2 separate regions of the Homo sapiens genome follow, and region 1 is linked to region 2. A link is a contact called in ENCODE Hi-C or POLR2A ChIA-PET data. All regions are on one chromosome and are shown on one strand. Each heading gives the region's core, a stretch centred on a gene start or an enhancer-like site at or near the end of the contact. The rest is flanking DNA. Distances are from core to core; before and after follow the strand shown.

Region 1 (2,700 bases), core at 97-2,596, 310 kb before region 2:
TACCAAGCCCCTTTTCCCAACATTCTACTCTACTCACACTTAAAGATGCTAAGCACACACGCTGATTATAGAAATACACCAGAAAGTACTTTCACAACTAGATACAGTGGGACCTTGGAAAAGCCCAAGCACACTATTTCCAAACATCTATTCTAGGTGGTAAAACCTGGAACCATGTAGTCAATCTGTGAAGCACAGCTTAGTCCAATTTCCCAGAAGGTCACGAAGGGCTCTGACAACCAACTTTGATTATTTAGGATGGGGCCCTTTTTTCCTTCCAAGAATATAAATGACACATTTCTTCGACTTCACTTTTTTTTTTTTAGTTCCACAAGCAAATATCTTCAAGTAGTGCAAGTAGGCCTCAGCATTCTCAAACACTATTCTCATTATTCCTAATACCTCCATAATACTATTATTGTATATACACATTCGTGTTGCTATTTTTATAGATAAAATATAAAGGCATGAATTAACCTCTTGGTTAATTCGTGGGTGAGAATACTGAGGCTCAACGAGGCTAAGAAATGAGCCCAGAGCTTGCTGGTTAAGAATACAGGTCCTCTAGACTCCCAGGCCCCAACACTTAACCATTAAGCCACACTGCCATTCAGGGAATGCTACTAAATCCAGTTACTGTACACAACTACTTTCAGGTCACATAACTGGGTGCAAAGAGTTCTATAGCAAGGATTGGGGCGGCAGGGAGGGTACACTACCTAAGCTAAGATTTTTTTTCTTTAACGAATATAGCACATGTTCCCGATTTCCATCCTCCCCCACGGGCAGAACCCACGTGCCGGTCCCCCGCTACCCAGAACCGCTCCCTCCCCACACTACCCCACGCTACCCAGCAGCCTCCCCACGCCCTTCCCTCTGCCCTCCCGCAAGCGCTGCACCCGCGCCTCCCGCCCCCTCCCCAGCGACGGCAGCCGGGGCGCCCGCGCCGCCCTCGCGCGCCGCAGCCCGCGCGCCCCCGCCTCCGCCCGGCGGGGTCACCCCCGGGGCCTGCGCGCGCCCTTGCCGCCGCCTGCCCGCCCCGAAATCCTCCCGCGACGCCGACGCCGGGCAGGCCGCGCCCGCCGCGCCTGCCATGGTGGGCGCCTCACCGTCAGGCTGGGAAGCCGGGCCCGGCTGCGCCATGACCAGGCGGCCGGCCTCGGGGAGCGGGGATGGGCGGGGAAGCGGCGTCCTGGGCTCCCGCGGGCTCAGCTGGCGGAGGAGGCGTCAACCGAGCCGCCGCCGCCGCCGCCCAGAGAGAAACCGCTAAGGCTGGATCCGCCGGCGCCGCCACAGCCGCGGGCAGAGACGGACCCGACCGCCGACCTCCGCCTCCTCATCCTGACAGCGGGAAATAAGCAGTGCGCAGGCGCAGGGGGATGGGGCGGCACGTGACGTTGGCCCGAGGGGAGGGGCGGGGCCTCGGGAGCGCGGAGGGAGCGCGGAGGGAGCGCGGAGGGAGCGCGGAGGGAGCGCGGAGGGAGCGCGGAGGGAGCGCGGAGGGAGCGCGGAGGGAGCGCGGAGGGAGCGCGGCGGGAGGGGAGGGTTTCGGCGGAGCTGGGCGCCTGACCCAGCGGCGCGGGGAGGCTGAGTGCCGAGCGGAGCTGGAGAAGAGGGGCTGCAGCAGAGGCCTGGCCTCTCGAAGGTGCCGGTCCCGGTTCTCCACCCCAGCACAGTGAGGGGAAAAAAAAAAATGAGTAAGAGAGGAGGACCGATGGCGGGGTGCAGTTCCAGCCTCTACCTCTTCTAGCTTTGCGACCTTGGGAGAGTCACTTCACCTCTTGGAATTTTTATCAATATAATGGCTAAGAAAAGTTTAAACGAGGTAATAAAGTATGAAGAACTGTTTCCGACAGTACTGGGCCTGGACCCCAGGTCTTCTGGTGCAGAGGCCAGTATACTATCCATTCAGCAAATACGTTTGGGTTTTCAGTCGTGATAGATGCTGGAGATACAGCCAGGTACAGACCCTGCACTCATGGCAGGAAAGGAGAAATCATATACACAAAGTGTGGCCCTTATACTTGGGCCCCTGGGCCCTATACTTTAGGAACTCCCCTCTAATCACCACTCCCCGTCTGATTTCGACACCTGGAGTGCCCCATGCCAAGGAGGTAGTTTAAAAAGCTTTTTTTTTTTTTTTGGAGATAGAGTCTCACTCTGACACCCAGGCTGGAGTGCCATGGTGCGATCTCGGCTCACTGCAACCTCTGCCTCCCGGGTTCAAGCAATTCTCCTGCCTCAGCCTCCCGACTAGCTGGGACAACAGGCGCACGCCACCACACCCGGCTAATTTTTGTATTTTTAGTAGAGACGGGGTTTCACTATGTTGGTCAGGCTGGTCTCAAACCCTTGACCTCGTGATCCGCCTGCCTCAGCCTCCCAAAGTGCTGGGATTACAGGCGTGAGCCACCGCGCCCGGCCTAAAAAGCTATTTTGAAATCAGAGAGGAGCATCAGGAATTATGTACATTTTAAGACCCAGCAATCCCACCCCAGGATGAGGGAGTCCACAGGGTTTGGCACTTCAGGACCAAGTTCTGAATACTTGTGGCCCCAGAATTCCCTTTCCAGATGGCTGAAGCTGTGGTCTCTTTCCCAGATCCATTCTCTCTATGGCAGAGTCTAGACATCCCTAAAAGAAGCTAAAGTGAAAGCATAAAGAATGAGTTCATGTCCTTTGCAGGGACATGCATGAAGC
Region 2 (2,700 bases), core at 35-2,534:
TCCCCCTTACTCATCCTCTTGATCATCATGCCTCACTGCCATTCCCTGCCTAGGGTTCCTGGGGGGGCCGAAGGCATGCGATGCCTTCTGTGAGGTCCATCTTTTGTTTCTTTCACCAGAGGCTCCTTTCTCACCAAGAAGCAGGACCAGGCAGCCCGGAAGATCATGAGATTCCTGCGGCGCTGCCGACACAGGTACTCATCCCTTCTCCCCCTGGGCTTTTGCGTTGCCACCCGTCGTGATCCGCCAGTCTCCTCTGACTCCTATCTTTCTCTCTGCAGGATGAGGGAACTGAAGCAGAACCAGGAGCTGGAAGGGCTTCCCCAGCCGGGACTGGCCACATGACCTGGCCACCGCCTTTCTCACCACCCTGGGGGCGCCTCGTGCAGTCTTAACAGGGAGAGGGCTTTCTGGGGCAGGGGGAGCCCCTGTCGGCAGCTTTCCTGTTCACCTTTGTTGGAGCCCTCTGTAGGCCTCCTCCCTCCTCCCCACGCCTTGCTCCCACACCCCTCTCCTCGTCCCTCCTGGTCGTGCCCCGTCTCTTTTGGTCCTGGCTCCAGAAAACCCGCGCCCCACATACCTGCATCTTCCGCTGTGACCTCCGGAGCCCTGCCTGCCCCTGCTCCCCAGCTCCTCCTGCCTGCACCCGACTCGGCCCCCTCCTGACTTGCCTTATTTATTTGTTCGACGCGTCTCTGAATGTATCCGCCTCGGTTCCCACCACTGCCTTCGCTGCGCACGCCCCTCGTGTTTCAGGGCTGACCGTGTCCCCACCCGACTCCGCATGTTTGCGTCTGTTTCCTCCCTCTCTGGCCCTGTCTTACCCCATCACCCGACTCTGGCCACTGACCTCAGGGCCGAAGGGGAGGTGGTGTACATAGGAACGCGTTGCGGAGTCCGCCCCGTCCCCCGAGGGGAGGGGTCTTGTACATACTGTAACATACAGAGTATAGTGAAGAATCTATTTAAGGCGCCGCGGGGAGGGCTGCACGGCCGGGCTTGTGGTTCTCTAGCGCGGCGGGGGCCTCCTGCCGGCTCCACGGGCACTTTCTACTTGTGCATGGGCTTGGTTTATACGAATTGCCATTAAACATCGCTGCACCAGCCAGCCTCCGGCCTCTGTCTGCGGGGGCGGGGCGGGGCCTAGGCCAGCTGGAGGCCGCCATGCACCGCGGGCCTGGGATCTGCGCCCAGGCCAGGCGGGCCCAGGGTTTTCCGCCTCCGACGTGTTTCCGGCCTTAAAGGCATTCCGCCCTTCCCTTTAAGACGCACCGCCCCCTCTCAGTCACTCCCAAGATGGCGGACCTACTGGGCTCCATCCTGAGCTCCATGGAGAAGCCACCCAGCCTCGGTGACCAGGAGACTCGGCGCAAGGCCCGAGGTGAGGATCCCAAATTCACAACCGCCTTCCTTCGCCCGGTTCTCGGGACCATACTTCTCCCTCTTTGGACGATGCCGCCTCCTCAACCTTGAAAGACCCCTCACAGGCCCCTTCCGAGACCCTCAGAGTCCCTAAAAGGGCTGCTGACACGCCCGCTGTTCTTAGCGGACAGTGATTGGCTACCTGAAAGATAGCGCCAGCCTCCTGCCTCTTCTCCCGACCCTGGCCTTCCGCAGTCCTTGTTTCCCATTAGCCGGCCGTCCCGCCTGTCCGCTGCTGACCTGGTCTGATTGGTAGGGTGCCTCCAACCTGCCGCATTCCTGCCCCGCTCACCTCTAGCTCTATTTCGATTGGATTTAGGACACGCCATCTACTGTGCCTTCATCTCTATTGGCTATCTCAACTTAAAGCTCTGCCTCCTCAGGCCTGTTCGACCTTCCTTCGAAACCACCCCAGCCTGCGAATTCCCATTGGTTGCAGGGTCCTCTGTGTGTTCTTGCCCCTCCTGCTTAATTTAACCCAGTCCCTTCTGCCTCCCTCCGACAACCTTTTTCCCATCCGTAGCCTTAAATTCCCGAGCTGCCCGGGCGGATCGTAGTGTTGATTGGAGGGATGAGAATACCCGCCGGGTCCGATTGGCCACTGTCTCCGCCTGCGTTCTCGGAGTAGCTTCCCTGCGGGTGGGCTGGAGTTCGGCGGCCGGCGTAGGGCGCGGCCCTGCAGGGCGGTGGGAGCCTCCCCGGGGCTGCTCGTGTTGCAGCTTGGGATGATACTGGCGGAACGCAGGACCCCAACTCCCAAACCTGCGGACCTTGACCACGGACGAGCCCTGTCCCAGCTCCCCACGTGCCCCAGGGGGACCAGAGCAGGCAGGACGCCTTCCAAGTATTCAAGGGCCGCTGGTTGCCTACGCTTCGTCCCCTTGTTTCTTGAACAACCGTTAGGGACCAGGGGTACCCCTCAGGGAGGCCACAGTCCGGGGCTGGGGCGCTCATTGATGCAGTGATCACACGTAAGTTTAATAACCAACTTGATAAGTGCTCTGAGAGAAAAATAACTGTGAGAGCGGCCACCTGAGGTTCTCCCCCAATCTGCAGTGAGCCGAGATCAGAACAGGTAATTCCGTAAATGAGAGAGAGAAGCAAAGCGTTACAGGCAGAAGAGTCTATTTGAAATCTCTGAGAAAGGAGGAAGCATGATGGGAATGGGGAACTGGAATTCTCTAATGCTCCGATGACTGTCTAAGTGGGGGATCACCCGGCATTGACAGACTGGGAAGCTTAAATGAGTCACTCGCCTGAGGTCACATGGTTAGTTTG

Evidence for each region. A loop is a pair of places that touch in the nucleus more often than their neighbours do. ChIA-PET counts read pairs that join two places held with the same protein, here RNA polymerase II (POLR2A). Pooled maps may share reads with other maps.
Region 1: a pooled map shows a loop between it and region 2 (13-fold over the local background). The contact joins the promoter of RABEP1 here to the promoter of SPAG7 in region 2. A Hi-C loop is called at or near these places in 1 of 37 single-sample maps with no recorded cell type and 7 of 50 pooled maps. POLR2A ChIA-PET finds 5 or more read pairs at or near these places in 4 of 52 experiments (AG04450, H1, PC-9 and 1 more).

Annotation. Positions count from the first base shown.
Region 1 is chr17:5,280,930-5,283,629 of GRCh38, reverse strand. RABEP1 (rabaptin, RAB GTPase binding effector protein 1) reads right to left here and starts at 1,346. Exons shown (of 18, transcript NM_004703.6): 1 at 1,110-1,346. The coding sequence starts at 1,143. RefSeq lists a silencer at 907-1,626.
Region 2 is chr17:4,966,401-4,969,100 of GRCh38, reverse strand. It overlaps SPAG7 (sperm associated antigen 7), which reads left to right and starts at 1,284. Exons shown (of 7, transcript NM_004890.3): 1 at 1,284-1,381. The coding sequence starts at 1,297. CAMTA2 (calmodulin binding transcription activator 2) reads left to right here. Exons shown (of 23, transcript NM_015099.4): 22 at 120-194; 23 at 282-1,104. The coding sequence ends at 345. It overlaps LOC124900387 (a long non-coding RNA gene), which reads left to right and starts at 1,388. Exons shown (of 2, transcript XR_007065587.1): 1 at 1,388-2,700. RefSeq lists enhancers at 1-206, 1-239, 207-884, 885-1,561, 1,149-1,648 and 1 more and a silencer at 1,059-1,138.